2 separate regions of the Homo sapiens genome follow, and region 2 is linked to region 1. A link is an interaction called in ENCODE POLR2A ChIA-PET data of the cell type or tissue named here. Cell type or tissue: MCF 10A. All regions are shown on one strand. Links, peaks and the distances in the headings refer to the core of each region. The heading gives the core; the rest is flanking DNA.

Region 1 (7,944 bases), core at 1,127-6,126:
TCAGTCAGCTGTGATCACACCATGGCACTCCAGCCTGGGTGACAGAGTGAGACCCTGTCTCAAAAAGAAAAAAATGAAATGAAACCAGAGACTAATGAGGATACTCATGTGCCAATGTTCATTGCAGCATCATTCACAACAGCCAAAAGATGGAAATAATCCAAGTGCCCATCAACAAATCAATGGGTAACCAAAATGTGGTATATGCATGCAAAGGCATATTATTCAGCTACAGGAAAAGGAATGACGTTTTGATATGCACTACAACGTGGATAAACCTTGAAAGCATTATGCTAAATGAAATAAACCAGATACAAATGGACAGATACGCATGCTTTCACGTATATAAAATATTTAGAATAGGCAAATTAATAAGAGACCGAAAGCATATTAGAAGTTACCAGGGGCTGGGGTTAGAAGTGAATGGGAGTTAAGTGTTTAATGGGTACAGAGTTTCTTTTGTGGTGATGGAAAAGTTTTGAAAACAGATAGTTGTAATATTAATAGTTGTACAACGTTGCGTGTAATTAACGCCAATGATTGTATACTTTAAAAAAATAACAAATATACATTTTACCATAATAAAATTAAAAAAAGGCTGATTACATAATCATTTTGTTCTTTTCAAAGTGAAACCAGAGGCTTTCCAAACTGCTCACAATGATTATCTCATTTCATCTTCACACGTGTCACGAGGTAAGGATTATTGTCTCCACGTGACAACTAAGAAAACTAAGGTTCAGTGAAGGGCTCATGGCCAAGTAGCTACTCACTGAGCTGGGATTGTGCTTGAGTCTACCTTTCTCTAACACTAAGTGGTCAATACATGGATTTCTCTGTCTATGATCTTCCGAGACAGCCCAGACGTATATGTGTGTATCCATTCCTTCTTTACAGCAGCAGATCCAGGTTAGTGGGGAGGAAGAATACTCTGGGCTCCATAAGGAGAATTTCCTGATTCTGAGGGGAAATTGAACAGAGTTTTCTCAAGGAGTCCAGGTGATTCTTTATAAATATAAGGTTTGCCTTGAAAGTGCCACTGTAATGCCTCATGTATTTTATGACCTCAGTTATCTGGAAGACAGCCAAGGATCCAGCACGAGCAAAAATCACCTGCTGACAACATAGGAGAGCTGAAAATAATAAAGTTATGCAAAGGTATCAAGGTTAGCTATTCCGTTGGGGGCTGCAGTCTCTGCATACTTTTACAACGCCTTTTCTCATTGCCATTCCCTGTCTGCAGCTTTAGTAGAGAGAAGCTGGAGCAGAGAAAGGAGGTAGCTTTTCTTTTTTTTTTTTTTGAGACAGAAAAAAAAAGGGTCTGACTTTGTTGCCCAGGCTGGGAGTGCAGTGGCACGATCTTGCCTCACTGCAACCTCTGCCTCCCAGGTTCAAGTGATTCTTCTGCCTCAGCCTACCGAGTAGCTTGGATTACAGACACATGTCACCACACCCAGTTAATTTTTGTATTTTTAGTAGAGCCGGCATTTCACCATGTTGGCCAGAGTGGCCCTGAACTGGGCTCAAGCGATCTGCCCACCTCAGCTTCCCAAAGTGCTGGAGTTACAGGTGTGAGTTACCTTGCCTGACTGGAGGCAGTTTTTCAAGAGAATTGCAAGTGACTGTAAAGAAGTGAATCTGGCCAGGTACAGTAGCTCATGTCTATAATCCCCACATTTTGGAAGGCCAAAGCAGAAGAATTGCTTGAGCTCAGGAGTTCAAGACTGGCCTGGGAAACAGTGAGACCCTTCCTCTACAAAAAATAAAAGATAAAAAATTAGCCAGGTACAGTGGCTTATGCCTGTAATCCTAGCACTTTGGGAGGTCATGGTGGGAGGACTGCTTGAGCTCAGTAGTTCAAGACCAGGTGGGCAACGTAACATAAAAAAAAATAACAATAAAAAAAATAAAACGTGGGCATGGTGGCGCATGCCTGTGGTCCCAGCTACTAAGTCTAAGGTAGGAGGATCATGAGCCCAAAATGTCGGGGCTTCAGTGAGCCATGATAGAGCCATTGTGCTCCAGCTTGAGCAACAGAGCACGACACTGTTTTAAAAAAAAATTAGCCAGGCACAGTGGCTCATGAGGCTGAGTCAGGAGGATTGCTTGAGTCCTGGAGATTGAGGCTGCAGTAAGCTATAATTGTGCCTTTGTACTTAGCCTGGGCAACAGAGTAAGACTCTCTTCTAGAAAAATAATAATTATAATTTTTTTTTCAAGAAGGCTGGATGCAATGGCTCATGCCTGTAATCCCAGCACTTTGGGTGGCCTAGGTGGGTGGATCATTTGAGGTCAGGAATTCGAGACCAGCCTGGCCAACACTGTGAAACTGTCTCTGCTAAAAATACAAAAATTAGCTGGGCGTGGTGGCATGCACCTGTAATCCCTGCTACTTGGGAGGCTGAGGCAGGAGAATCACTTGAATCCAGGAGATGGAGGCTGCAGTGAGCCGAGAATGTGCCATTGCACTCCAGCCTGGGCAACAGAGTGAGATTCCATCTCAAAATAAATAAACAAATAAATATAAAATAAAATAAAGAAAGAAGAAGAGAATCTGTCCTGCCTGGTGAGGTGGACATCCTCTTTGCACTCTTCCATGTCCGGTTCCTTCGTTTTTGTCTCCTTTCTGACTTCTCTTTATTCACTGGATTTTTAAATGTTGGTGATGCCCAGGGTTCTGTCCTTCCAACTTCTCTTCATATTGTACGTTCTCCCTTGACTGATCCCATCCGCAAACATGGCTTCAGCTACATTGGCTTGAGGACATCTACATCTCTAGCCTGGCGGCTCCACTGAATTTAGATTCATCTATCCATCACAAATTTCCAACCGGATGCACCCAACCGTAGTCATCATCTTTTTCCAAAACCTGAGTTTCTGTTTGAATAAAAACACCAACCAGCCAGTCACCCAAGCCAGAAACCTGGGAACCGCTCCCAGAATCCCCGCTTTTCTCTTCTCTTTTCTTTTCCTGCACTCTACTTCCTTTTCCTGTCCTGTCAATAGTATCTCCTGTACGTTGCTAATTCAGTCCCTCTTCTCCACCCTCACTGTGCTTTAGTTAATTCCTTTTTATCAAAACTTACCCAGACCACTACAGGAGACTGTGTTTCTCTCCCTATCTCCAGTCTTAGTCTTCTGCAATTTTTTTTCTCTAAGGAATGCTTAAACAAACAAACGAGATTACATTTGGTCATACTTTTCTTCTACCTAAAAGTGACTAATGCTCAAGGTAAATTTCACAAGATAAATTTCAAACATCCAGGCTTGACATGGCTGACAAGTTTATTCATGTTCTTCATCACATGTTCTCGGGCCACTTTCCTACACACAACTTGAGCTGTAGTCATCCTGGCCGACTCGTAATTCTAAAAATATGCCATTGCCCATCTTGCCTATGTGCTTCTACACAAATTGTTCTCTCTACTTGGAATGTCTACCCACTCCCTTGTCCTCTACCTCTCTGCCCAACTTTTATGCATCCTCAGGGACTTAGCTCAAACATCATTTCTTAGAGGTATGTTCTGACAACTGAGCTGATCTGGAAGCTTGTTCTTTGTAACTCTCCCAATTATTAGCCTGTGCAGAACTCTACTCCTTATCACATGGATTTTCTTGTATGGTGCCTTCATTAGGCTAATTATTATAGATGAGAACTGCATCAAGCACATGTCTGATACATAGGAGAGAATGAATGACATGTTGAATCAATGCTTCCTGCTTAGAAAATTATTCCATCTCGGCCGGGCGCGGTGGCTCATGCCTGTAATCCTAGCACTTTGGGAGGCTGAGGTGTGTGGATCACCTGAGGTCGGGAGTTCGAGACCAGCCTGGCCAATATGGAGAAACCCCCTCTCTACTAAAAATACAAAAAATTAGCCAGGCTTGGTGGCGCATGCCTGTAATCCCAGCTACTTGAGAGGCTGAGGCAGGAGAATTGCTTGAACCCGGGAGGCGGAGGTTGTGGTGAGCCAAGATCGTGCCATTGCACTCCAACCTGGGCAACAAGAGCGAAACTCCATCTCAAAATAAAACAAAACAAAATAAAATAAAATAATTCCATCTCAGTCCAAATCACAAGGAGTTGATAGACAACCCCTCCCAGCAACAACAGTAATGTCCTAAGGGCTCCTTAAGATGCCAGGGTTGAAGAGAAAAGACAAATAGATTGAGACTGAAAGTCAGAGCTTGTTAGACAGACATTGGAGACATCAAAAGGGCATTAATGACAATGAGCCTGGATTATTCAGTGCGACCACTCATCCCGGAAGCTGGTGGACATCCCTTGCTTTTGCCTCCCAGTGATACTTCGCCTTTCTTTTAGTAATGGTAGCTTAGTATGTCTTAGAGATACCAACCCAATCCCTGTGGTTCAGGTGGGGCTGATTCCAGGCTTTCACTCCATTGATAAGTACAGGTCCTAGGTCTGTCAAATCATAACATTCCATTCCCTTTGCCTCAGCAGTTGGTTCAGTGATAGGCACATAACACAAGCCAGACCAATGATACTAAACACCAAGACATTCTCTGGAGCTATCTAGAAAGAGTTTCTTTTTCCAGTGGGGTTTTTGGTGGAAATATAAGGTGGAATTATAAGCCTGCGGTGACTAGTTACCATTTTTGCCTACATCTGGAAGAAGAGTTGAGAATGAGGCCTATGTAAAAGAAAGAGGTCCTGAGAGGCAGGAAAATACATTGCTGCTGGTAATGTTTTGAGTATCTAATCCAACTTTGCATAACACCAAGCCTGTTTGTTTTGATTTTCTAGTTACATGATAAAATAAACCCCTCCACCCCCCCTTTTTTTTTTTGAAGCAGAGTCTTGCTCTGTCACTCAGGCTGGAGTGCAATGGTGCGCTCTCAGCTCACTGCAACCTCTGTCTCCCAGGTTCAAGCAATTCTCCTCGCTCAGCCTCCCAAGTAGCTGGGATTACAGGTGCCCACCATCACGCACAGCTAATTTTTTGTATTTTTAGTAGAGACAGGGTTTGCCATGTTGGCCAGGCTGCTCTCGAACTCCTGACCTCAGGTGATCCACCCACCTTGGCCTCCTAACGTGTTGGGATTACAGGGATGAGCCACCGCTCCCGGACAAATTCCCCTTTTTGAATACGGAAATTCAATTTGGATCTCTGTTGCTTGCAACCTAAAGAGTGTTTATTAATATAGAAATCAGAATAGCCAACACATCTATAGAAAAAATGTGAATACAGATGTTCTGTGATCATGTGACATGGATGTGCTTCCTTCCATCCAAATCATCTCACCCAGTGACTCTCTGGGCATGTAGTACAGTAAGGGAGTGGTAGTCTCAAACTACTTCAACTGTGGTCCACTTACATGGAGCATACCTACTCCCCATTCCATTCACATATTAAAAAAAAAAAAGGGGTTTCCAAATTTATTTTGTTTTACATATTTAATTACTAAGCAAAACATGAATACATTCTTGTTTGAAACATTATAGATAAAGGAGAAAGTCCCCTGACTTTTACTTGACCATTCCCTTCCAGAGGTCACTCTGCATCCAGCTAGTATCCTTTAAAACCCTGTAACTCAGTGAAGGAGCATATAGGCATGTAGAGGTTTGTGTCACACGGTGGCTGTGCAGGTGACAGTGAGTGTGATTATGTAGGTTCTGCCCACATATACAGCAAGAGTAAAGTTGAATTAAAATGTCCCAGCCACAAAAAACACTTCCTGTCTTACTCCATCATCCAACCCCAGAGATACCTGAAACCGAACTCTCTTTTAAATCCCTTCTATGTATTCAGAAATCCTCTCTAAAAGGCTGCTATTTAAAACTTTCTTGGGAAGGGGAGGATAAGCTAAATATAATTTTTCTCATATTTTCTTTCACTCATTCAAAATAATATATAGGTAATATATGAACATGTGCTTAATTTAAAAGATTACAAAAGACAGAAATACATGGAACAAAAGGTAATCTTTCTTTCTTTCTCTTCCTTTCTTCCTTTCTTTCCTTCTTTCCTTCCTTGCTTTCCTTTCTTTCCTTCTTTCCTTCCTCTCTTCCTCTCTTTCTTTCTCTCTTTCTTTCTCTCTTTCTCTTTCTTTCTTTCTCTCTCTCTCTCTCTCTTTCTTTCTCTTTTATATTTTACTTTAAGTTCTGGGATACATGTGCAGAATGTGCAGTTTTGTTACATAAGTATACATGTGCCACGGTGGTTTGTTGCACCTATCAACTCCTCAACTAGGTTTTAAGCCTCGTATGCATTAGGTATTTGTTATATGGCATACTTTTCTAGTCCTTTTTCTATTATGTTGGTGTAAAAGTAATTGCAGTTTGCACCAACCTAATATGTACTTTTATTTTATATATGTAATGCAGCAATATATTTTAGAAACTTTTTCAAGTCCATGTCATAAGATTAAAAGATTAAGCTGTGAAAAACAGCGAATATGCCATTTGGTAATGACGTACAGGATGGGCAAGTTTTGAAGGGCGGGAAGGGTTTAGGAATGGTTGTACCCAAGCCTAAATAGGGAAGGCTGGGCTGGGTCGGGTGGTGTGTTGAACATTCATATGGGTGGAGGCACTCAGTGGGGCCGTGTCAAAAGCAAAATTCACTGACTTTCCAATTTTTCCAGACCTGCTTGTCAAATCCTGAGCCTGGGAGGATGGCTGTGTTAGTGGCAGTAATGGAGCTCTAATGGTTTGTATTCTTACTTGCTATTAAAATTCAGGGTTTTTTTTCTTTCTTTCTTTCTTTTTTTACCACAATGCTTATTGTTCCTTTTTTTCAGATAAATCAAGGTAAATACCTTTTTCCTTCCTATGTGGTAATTTTGTAAACTGAATCTTTGAAGAATTGTTCTTGTTTTGAGTTCTCTTCTTTTTAATCTGGTAGAAATTTCCTCTTCCTTGTGCTCCACTTCCTTCTTAACTTCTTCCTCTTCCTCCTTTTTTTTTTTTCTTTTTCTTTTCTTTTTTTTTTTTTTTTTTGTTTTTTTGAGACGGAATTTCACTCTGTCACCCAGGCTGGAGTAAATGGCACCATCTCGGCTCACCACAACCTCCACCTCCCAGGTTCAAGCAATCCTCCTGCCTCAGCCTTCCGAGTAGCTGGGATTACAGGCATGCGCCACCACGCCTGGCTAATTTTTGTATTTTTGTAGAGACAAGGTTTCACCATGTTGGCCAGGCTGGTCTCGAGCTCCTGAACTCAAGTGATCCGCCTGCCTCAGCCTCCCGAAGTGCTGGGATTACAGGCATAAGCCACCGTACCTGGCCCTAATTTAGGCTCAGTCTCATGATTACTTATCTAACATGCCAACTGTTTTACGCTGAGGTTCACAGAATGTTGAATACACTTCCAAGAGACTGGAGTATATGGGCTTTGGTGTGATATAAAATATACCACCAGATGGCTGGGCACAAGACTTTGCCTTAGGAAAAAAAAAATAATATATATATATATATATATATATATATATATATATATCACCAGGATGACTGACCATACTGCCCTTTTTTCTGGAAAGTAATGTAGTGCCAGGGAGAAAGTGATGGGCTATAGAAAGTTAGACAGGCCTGGGTGTACATCCAGGTTATACCACTCACTAGTTTCATGATCTCAAGAAGGTGCCTCACAGGTCTCAGTGTTTTCTTCTATAAAACAGGGAAATGCCTGCTGGGGTAGTTGTCAGATTAAAAAAAAATTATACATATAACACTGATTCAATAAATGAGTACTTCTACTAATTCCAGGAGATAAAACAGAAAGACAATAAAGGAGTACTATTTTCCCATCTTAGCATTTTGATTTTGAGAATAGTCTGTGGAAATTTTATACTACCCATCAAGTCAGCCAAGGCAGAAAAGAAGAGAGAAATTCAGTCAGATTATCTGTCTGAAAGAAAACACTGCTTTATGTTTCTCTTTTGCTGTATTCACTCAGAAACCTGAGCTTGCATGACCTAGTG
Region 2 (7,944 bases), core at 1,018-6,017, 49 kb after region 1:
CCTACATTGTCTGTTTCCACTGAGGCACTTTTTGTCTGCTGTTTGTCTCTTTCTTTGATAGTGATGGTTTTTCACAAATATCTGGTGATTAAGAACTTTATCTTCTGTCTGGATTTTGAATTTTTAAATGGTTTTCCTGTTTCTAGTTTCTTTTTCCACAAATAAATTCTCAACATTTGGCACCAGGTTTAATATTATGAAACAGATCCGAGTATGTCATCCCCCTGCTAATAAAAGTTAGAAGACTTTTAAGAGATCTGGATAATGTTTCAACCACTTAGGGCAGCAAACATTCACAGTGGCAGTGAGGCATTTGTCTTCTAGGGCCACTGCAACAAATCACCACAGACTGGGAGGCTTAGAACAACAGAAATTTATTCTATTAATGTTAATAGAGACCAGAAGTTCAAATCAGTGTTACTGGGTTGAAATCAAAGTATCAGCAGAGCTTTGAAGGCTCCAGGGAAGAACCTGTTCCTTGCCTCTTTCAGTTCTAGTGGCTGCTGGCATTCCCTATTATCAGTCCAATCTTTCAGGCCAGCATCTTCAAATCTCTCTGCTCCATCTTCACGTCACCATCTCCTTCATGTGTGTCCAATCTCCTTCTGCCTCTCTATTTATAAGGACATTTGTGAGGGCATTTAGGGACCACTGGGTAATCTAGGGTCTTTTTCCAAATAAGGTAACATTTGTAGATCCTAGGGATTAGGGCCTGATAACCTTGAGGTCCTTTATTCAGCTTACTACAACTACTTAGAGTCTTCTGAAATTTCTCTTTTCTTGTACAGTTCCCTTCGCGTTTACAAATAATTGTTATTATTGCCTGCAGTTATTGTCTGCTTGAACAAAAATACATGCATCAACTCAGTTTATAGTGATTTCCTTGACCTTGTCTTCTCCACCCTAGACAAAAGGCTGCAATTGCCTGTTTTCCTAATGCAGCTGATGCACTTCTCATAGTTTTTGCCACGTTAAAGTGATTTGTCAGGCTCTACCACTGACTAGGAATTTTCTTTTTTTTCAGTACTATGGTGTCATTCTTAGAATGCAAAGTGTCGGGTCTGGAGCTGAGTAAGGCATTTAATAAATATTTGTTGAAGAGATTTTTAACATTTATTGAGGGCCAATTACATACCTAGTAGGACCTGTCACCTTGGGCCATTTAATAAAGTAGGGTAAAGTAAGCATGGCACATAAGTTTCCCCAGGGCATATTTGTCAAAAGGGATTGCTGGGTCATAGGAGTCTACATTTTCAGCTTTTGCTAGATGCTGCCAAATTGCTCTCTTAACTGGCTGTACTTCCGTAAGAGTGCCAAGATCTATCTTGTTTGCCATATCTTTGCCAACACTTGTGAATTTTTTTCATTAAAAAAATTTTAATGTAGGAAATGATACTGTTTTAATTTGTATTTCCTTGATAATTAATGAGGTTAACCATTTTTAATAGGTAATAAACAATGTGGAATTTTCTGTTAATATACATAGCCTGCTTTCTCCTGTTGCTCTTTTTTATTTATAGAAATTCTACAACTATGGATATGAATTATATATAGCACTGTTCTCTTTTACATGTGAGGAAACTGGCACAAGAAATTATTAATAACAAGAAGATTTCTAAGTTATTTCCCCCCTGGATGAATAGATGCATGACCTTGTCTGGAGTCATAGCTAATAAGAAACAGCAGGGATTTTGAACCCAGTAGTATCTGAGTTTAAGGTCTGTCCTTTTTTTTTTGAGACAGAGTCTCGCTCTGTCACCCAGGCTGGAGTGCAGTGGCATGATCTCGGCTTAACGCAACCTCTGCCTCCTGGGTTCAAGTGATTCTCCTGCCTCAGCCTCCAGAGTAGCTGGGACTATATGTGCACGCCACCACACCTGGCTAATTTTTGTAATTTTAGTGGAGTTGGGGTTTCATCTTGTTGGTCAGGCTGGTCTTGAACTCCTGACCTCAGGTGATCCACCCGTGTCAGCCTCCCAAAGTGTTGGGATTACAGGCGTGAGCCACCATGCCTGACTTTAAAAAAAAAAGTTTATTTATTATTTTACTTTAAGTTCTGGGATACATGTGCAGAACGTGCAGGTTTACATGTATACGTAGGTACACACGTGGCATGTTGGTTTGCTGCACCTTTCAACCCATCATCATCTAAGTTTTAAGCCCCACATGCATTAGGTATTTGTCCTAATGTTCTCCCTCCCCTTACCCCACCCACCTACAGGCCCAAGTGTATGATGTTCCCCTCCCTATATCCATGTGTTCTCATTCTTCAACTCCCACTTATGAGTGAGAGAACGTGTGGTGTTTCTTTTCTGTTCCTGTGTTAGTTTGCTGAGAATGGTGGCTTCCAGCTTCATCCATGTCCCTGCGAAGGACATGAACTCATTCTTTTTTATGGCTGCAAGGTCTGTCCGTTTTTACAAAAATTAATAACAAATTAAAAGTTAATGAAGCAGTGGTATGTTGAATTAAGTGATTCAAAAAAACTTAGCTTTTAGCTCTACTTGTTAATATATTCTTAAAAATAACTATATAATGACTGCTAACCTGTTTGCTTCGCAGGTGATAGAGAAAATCATTGAAAAAATTTGAAAGTGTTTTTTAAAAACAATGTATTAATATCACCACATATACATCTTAATACTTATTCTTTATCATCATCATGAGTAAATGAACGCAGCCTTTATAGTATACTTTTTGAGTTTTGGAAATACCTTATTTTTTATAATAGAGTTTATTTTTTAGAGCAGTTTTAGGTGTACAGCAAAATTGAGAGGAAGGTGCAGAGATTTCTCATATACCCCTTCCCCTACACAGGCATAGCCTCCCTCTTTATCAACATCCCCCTACCTCCCCAGAGTGCTACATTGGTTATAACTGATGAACCTACATTGACACATCGTTATCACCCAGAGTCCATAGTTTACATTAGGGTTCACTCTTAGTACTGTACCCTCCGCAGGTTTTAACAAATATATGATGACATGTATCTACCGTTATAATACATACAGAATAGCTTTATTGCCCTAAAAGTCCTTTTGTGCTCTGCCTATTCATCCTCCTCTGTGCTCTAACCTCTGGCAACCATGGATCCTTTTACCATCTCCATAGCTTTGCCTTTTCCAATATGTCATATAGTTGGAATCATACAGTACATAGCATTTTCAGACTGTCTCCTTTCACTTTGTAATATGCATTTAAGTTTCCTTCATGTCTTGTCATGGCTTGATGGCTCATTTCTTTTCAACACTGACTCATTTTCCATTGTCTGGATGTACCACAGTTTATATATCCATTACTTTGTTGAAAGATATGTTGATTGCTTCCAGCTTTTGGCAATTATGAATCAAACTGCTATGGACATGCATGTACAGGTGTTTTTGTAGACATATTTTCAACTCTTTTGGGTAAATACCAAGCACTGTGGTTGCTGGATCATATATTTGGAGTATGTTTAGTTTTATATGACACTGTCAAACTTCCGTAGTGGCTGTACCATTTTGCATTCCCACCAGCAATGAATGAGAGTTGCTCCACATCCTTGCAAGCATTGGGTGGTGTTAGTGTTTTGGGTTTTGGGCATTCTTACTGGTGTGTAGTGTGTGTACTATATGTTTTTGAAGAAAAGTTACATGATAAAAATTTTGTTTGCTAGCGTGATAGGTTGGTGTTTCCAGAAAAACTCACCGGAAACTTTTCATGTGAGGTTTAGAAGTAAAATAGTTCCAGGAAAAAGTTGGCATTCGGCTCTGATTAACTAGAATATGAGTAGTAATGCTTGTCTTTTTTATGTTTGTTTTGACAGGTTTTGACACAAGGGCGCATATCTTCAAAGCACCTAGTACCTCCTACCATTGTCAACTGGTAAAATATTTAATTTTTTATTACAATAGATTTCTTTTATTTGTTATAAAATAAATATTAAGTTAAAACCAATTATGGCTAAATTGACCAAAAAATTGTAATTCTCATTTTATGATTATATATGGAAGATAGTTTTATATTTACTTTAATTCTGTATAAATCAATTGGGACATTAAACCATGTCATTGAGCAGTATTGTCTATCTTCCTTTCCTTAACTTGAATTTCACTAAGTATCTGCAAGGGATTTGAACTCAGTGGCCTCTTTATTTTGGATAGTTTAGCATGAATTAGACCATTTTAATATGTGATGGTCATTTAAAATTTGTATGAATGTTACTGTAAATTTCTAACTGGACATTTTAGTAGAGATTGTAGTTTCAAGGGCTTTTTGTCAACCCATAGAAGGTTCTGCATGGTTATTACAGTTGTCATGGGGCATAAGAAATATAGCACAATTTTATTCTTTCTGTGTCATCTGAAGTGAATTAGAGTTTATGAAATTTTAGGGCAAAAATTTAAGGACGAAGGTTTTTAGCGTTCTGTGAAATGAAAAAATTGAGTAGGACTGCTGTAGGGAATAGTCTATGTTGGTAAAGTGCTTTGATGATGACGTAAAGGCAGTAAGCATTTTATCCATTAGAATCATGATAGTTGACATCCTTCTTTTCAGAATCTCATTTCGAAGTCTTTTTTCATATCAGTTGAATTTATTAATCTTAACATTTTTAACTGATTTTAAAAGGAAATCACACAAGTAATATGTTTATTATTAAAAACTGTAAGCAATGTAGGAGCATCTAAGTAAACAGGAAACTCCTATGTTACCCTGGTTCTTTTGCTAGGGATTATCCCTTATTTTCATAGAGTGTATCTTTCCAGACGCTTTGTTTGCGACGCTTTGTTTGCGTATCCAAGATTGCCATCTTTTAATGAAGTAGATGTGATGGAAAAAGGAATATACTTTGTCCACTTTAATAGTACGCCTCACTTTGTTTTAGACATGTCTGTGCCTGCGTCTCTTTGAGGGATATACGTGATCAAATTAAGAGTGCTTTTGAAGTGACTAGGTAAACCCATTGTAACACAGTACTCCTCTACAAATTTCTTTTAGTAGTTAATGGGTTATGGGAACTCCAAACTTTGAATTCTTAGCTAAGAATGCATCAAGAGAGTTTAGCAGATTTACAATAAAATTGAAATTGCAAAGATAATTATGACATATTAAATGATAGATTTTAAATAGGTAGACATTTATAGAAATGACTGTAATTACTGTTGAGGATCAGCTAGGTTTGTGTAGGTGAAGAAGTGGTTTTGGAGCTTCAGTGCATTTATGTGTGCTCAGTAGGGTACTTAGGATATTTGAGGAGGGAAAAGGCCGTCAGAAACTGATGTGGGAGGGTGGTGCACAGGAAGAAGTACTATGGTACAGTGACAAAGATAACTTTGTCATAATTTTGCCTAAAAAGAGAAATAAGACTCGTAGTCATGTTATATAGGTTAACTGTGCGATGAAGTAAAGGGAATGTCATGAACTACTTGGGAAACCCAGTGTCTTGAATCCCGAAACTTAGAACTCAACCTTTTCACGTTTGGGAATTGCTTATGTTCAGAAGTCCCATGATTTAAGAGATAATGTAAAAATGGAAGTTAATTCACATTTGTACGTGTCCTTTGTGTGATTGTCGGATTGAAACATTTTAAACTTCTTAAGAAATGTAGCGAAGCAAATTTGGATTTGTATGTGAAAGTGACCTAGATGAGAAGTATGGAAGGAGACGGAGACAGCAGCAAGTTTGCTCCTCCCTTGGTTTCAGAGGAAAATGGTTTTTAAGAGCTGGGCCAGATGTTTCTCATAGCTACTTAAGGTGGATTCCTTTTTTCTGTGTCTTCTGTTTTTAAGTGTAATCTGGTTTTTGAGCACTTGCAGAAAAGCTGCAGAGGCCAGGGAATGACACAGCAGAGAATGGAGGTGAGAGGGAAGACAACTGGTGATCTTAGTTGCTTTGATTTTGAAATATGTTGTTCAGGAATAGCTTTTCTTAGTGGTAAAATAATTGGGAATTTGTAGGAAGAAGAAAATATGTTGTAAAGAATTTAAAGATAAAAAAGCAAGTAATATTTGAATACAACACAAGACTATTGACTAAAGGAAGTAATCGGATGTTTAAACCTTATTTTTAGCTACTTAACCTTTACATAGTACAAATGAAGACAATATGTTAATTGTGATGCAGGTTATTTATTCTGTATATTTCCACAACATACTTTTAAGTTCTAATTATATGTTATTTTCCTTTTCTTAACTTTGTTTTTTTAGCTGGTCCATGCAGACTACAGATAAGAAACTGGGCTTTTGGGGGTGGGAAGGGGAGTGGAGGAAGAGAAAAGGAAACATCTAAGTAATCTTACTGAATGATATATAAATCGTTGAAATTAAAGAAAATATATTCTGGGTAGACTTAGCTTGCAAAATTATTTTAAGCTATTGTACCTCTTATAAATGGAATAAGCATTTTAAAATCATCTTGAAAATCTTCAGAACCTTTAATTCTTTTACATTCTCAAAGGTTAAACATAACCGGAAGAGCTGTCTTCTCTCAAATATGCATACTTTGTTCATTAGATTTACTTTTGCTAACTTTTTTTTTGTATGTTTGGAACTGTTATATTTTTCCTCTGGCCTTTGAATTTTCTTTAATTTTATTTTTTATTTCACCCTGGGGGAAAGAGAGGTGGGTAGATTTGTTTGTTTGTTTGTTTATTTTTGAGACAGAGTCTTGGTCTGTGGCCCAGGCTGAGGTGCAGTGGCGCAATCTTGGCTCACTGCAACCTCTGCCTCCCAGACTCTGGTGATTCTTGTGCCTCAGCCTCCCAAGTAGCTGGGATTACAGGTGCGTACCACCACACCTGGCTAATTTTTATATTTTTTAATAGAGACGGGGTTTCTCCATGTTGGCCAGGCTGACCTTGAACTCCTGGCCTCAAGTGATCTGCCCACTTCAGCCTCCCAAAGTGTTGGGATTACAGGCGTGAGCCATTGTACCTGGCCGAAAAGAGGTATATTTAAAAGTGAATTTGTTACTTCAACTAACACAACCTTCACTTAAAAATTAGGCTGTCTGTTCACTCTCCTTAGTACAGGTTCATGTAATGCCAAATGTAGTACGTAGCTGGATTGAGTTGGAATTATGAAGATCCTCAAATATTCATGAGCCAGGTTGATGTCATTAAGTAATCCAATAGTTCATGTTCTCCTGAAATACTTATATAGCTGGCTTTCTCATTAATCATTTTGTAGGAAATGATTGGAATAAATAAGGAGTAGTACTGAAAAGAGTAAAGAATCCTATTCAGTATTGTCTTAATCAGTTTTGGGAACCCTAGGCATCAGTAGAATATAGTCTTAAAATCGATCTAGTTGAACTGCATCAATATTAATGGTGAACAAATTAAGATTTAGTGACCTGCTCAAGATCTCTTAGTAATTGGCAGCAGAGCTCAGTCTAGTCTAGTGTATGTGTTTATGCACATATGCATGTGTGTATATGTATTTAAAATCCCTGTTGTGTATCTAACTGAAAAAGATATATATTCCTTTGCCTGATTTCTGTTTCCTGTTGATTTTTATCTAGAAGAGGGATAAAAGCTGTTTTTTAAAGAAATAGTGGGTCTTGATCAGTTTTGGGGAAATTGAGGGGACTGTATTTATAGTTTAGGGAGAGTACTCAAGAGTCCTACTGTTATTTCCGCTATCATACTAATAGGACTGAAACAATTTTAAAATTACACTGGATAACTGAAACTTAAAAAGTTGGCTTTGTTAAACTGCTTTTTCATGTAGATATATTCATGGGAAAGACTTGCTATAATAAATGTTCCTCCCTCTCTCCTTTCCAATGTTTATCTTTAATGCCAACATTTCATTTTCTGAGGTTAAAATAAATATAGGCTTTATAGTTTTCTTAAAAATAAAATACCAAATTATTATTTCCTCATAAAACTTCCTAGTTGTAAAGTGGAACTTTTTATCTAATCCAGATAGTAATATGACTAAACCTTCTAATAATGTTTTTAA

The links. ChIA-PET counts read pairs that join two places held together with the same protein. Peaks named below come from ENCODE experiments on the same cell type or tissue, not always from the same donor. Only the 100,000 strongest peaks of a DNase experiment are listed, where the experiment ranks them.
Region 2: POLR2A ChIA-PET joins it to region 1 with 5 read pairs; 3 of 35 experiments call an interaction of 5 or more read pairs at or near these places.

The regions. Positions count from the first base shown.
Region 1 is chr2:222,834,621-222,842,564 of GRCh38, forward strand. No RefSeq gene overlaps it. Among named protein-coding and RNA genes, the nearest start is that of ACSL3, 22 kb to the right of the region's middle. In MCF 10A, for the core only: no CTCF peak of the experiment used is centred there; a DNase peak (open chromatin) is centred at 3,311.
Region 2 is chr2:222,884,025-222,891,968 of GRCh38, forward strand. ACSL3 (acyl-CoA synthetase long chain family member 3) reads left to right here. Exons shown (of 17, transcript NM_004457.5): 2 at 3,806-3,864. Among named protein-coding and RNA genes, the nearest start is that of ACSL3, 27 kb to the left of the region's middle. In MCF 10A, for the core only: no CTCF peak of the experiment used is centred there; no DNase peak of the experiment used is centred there.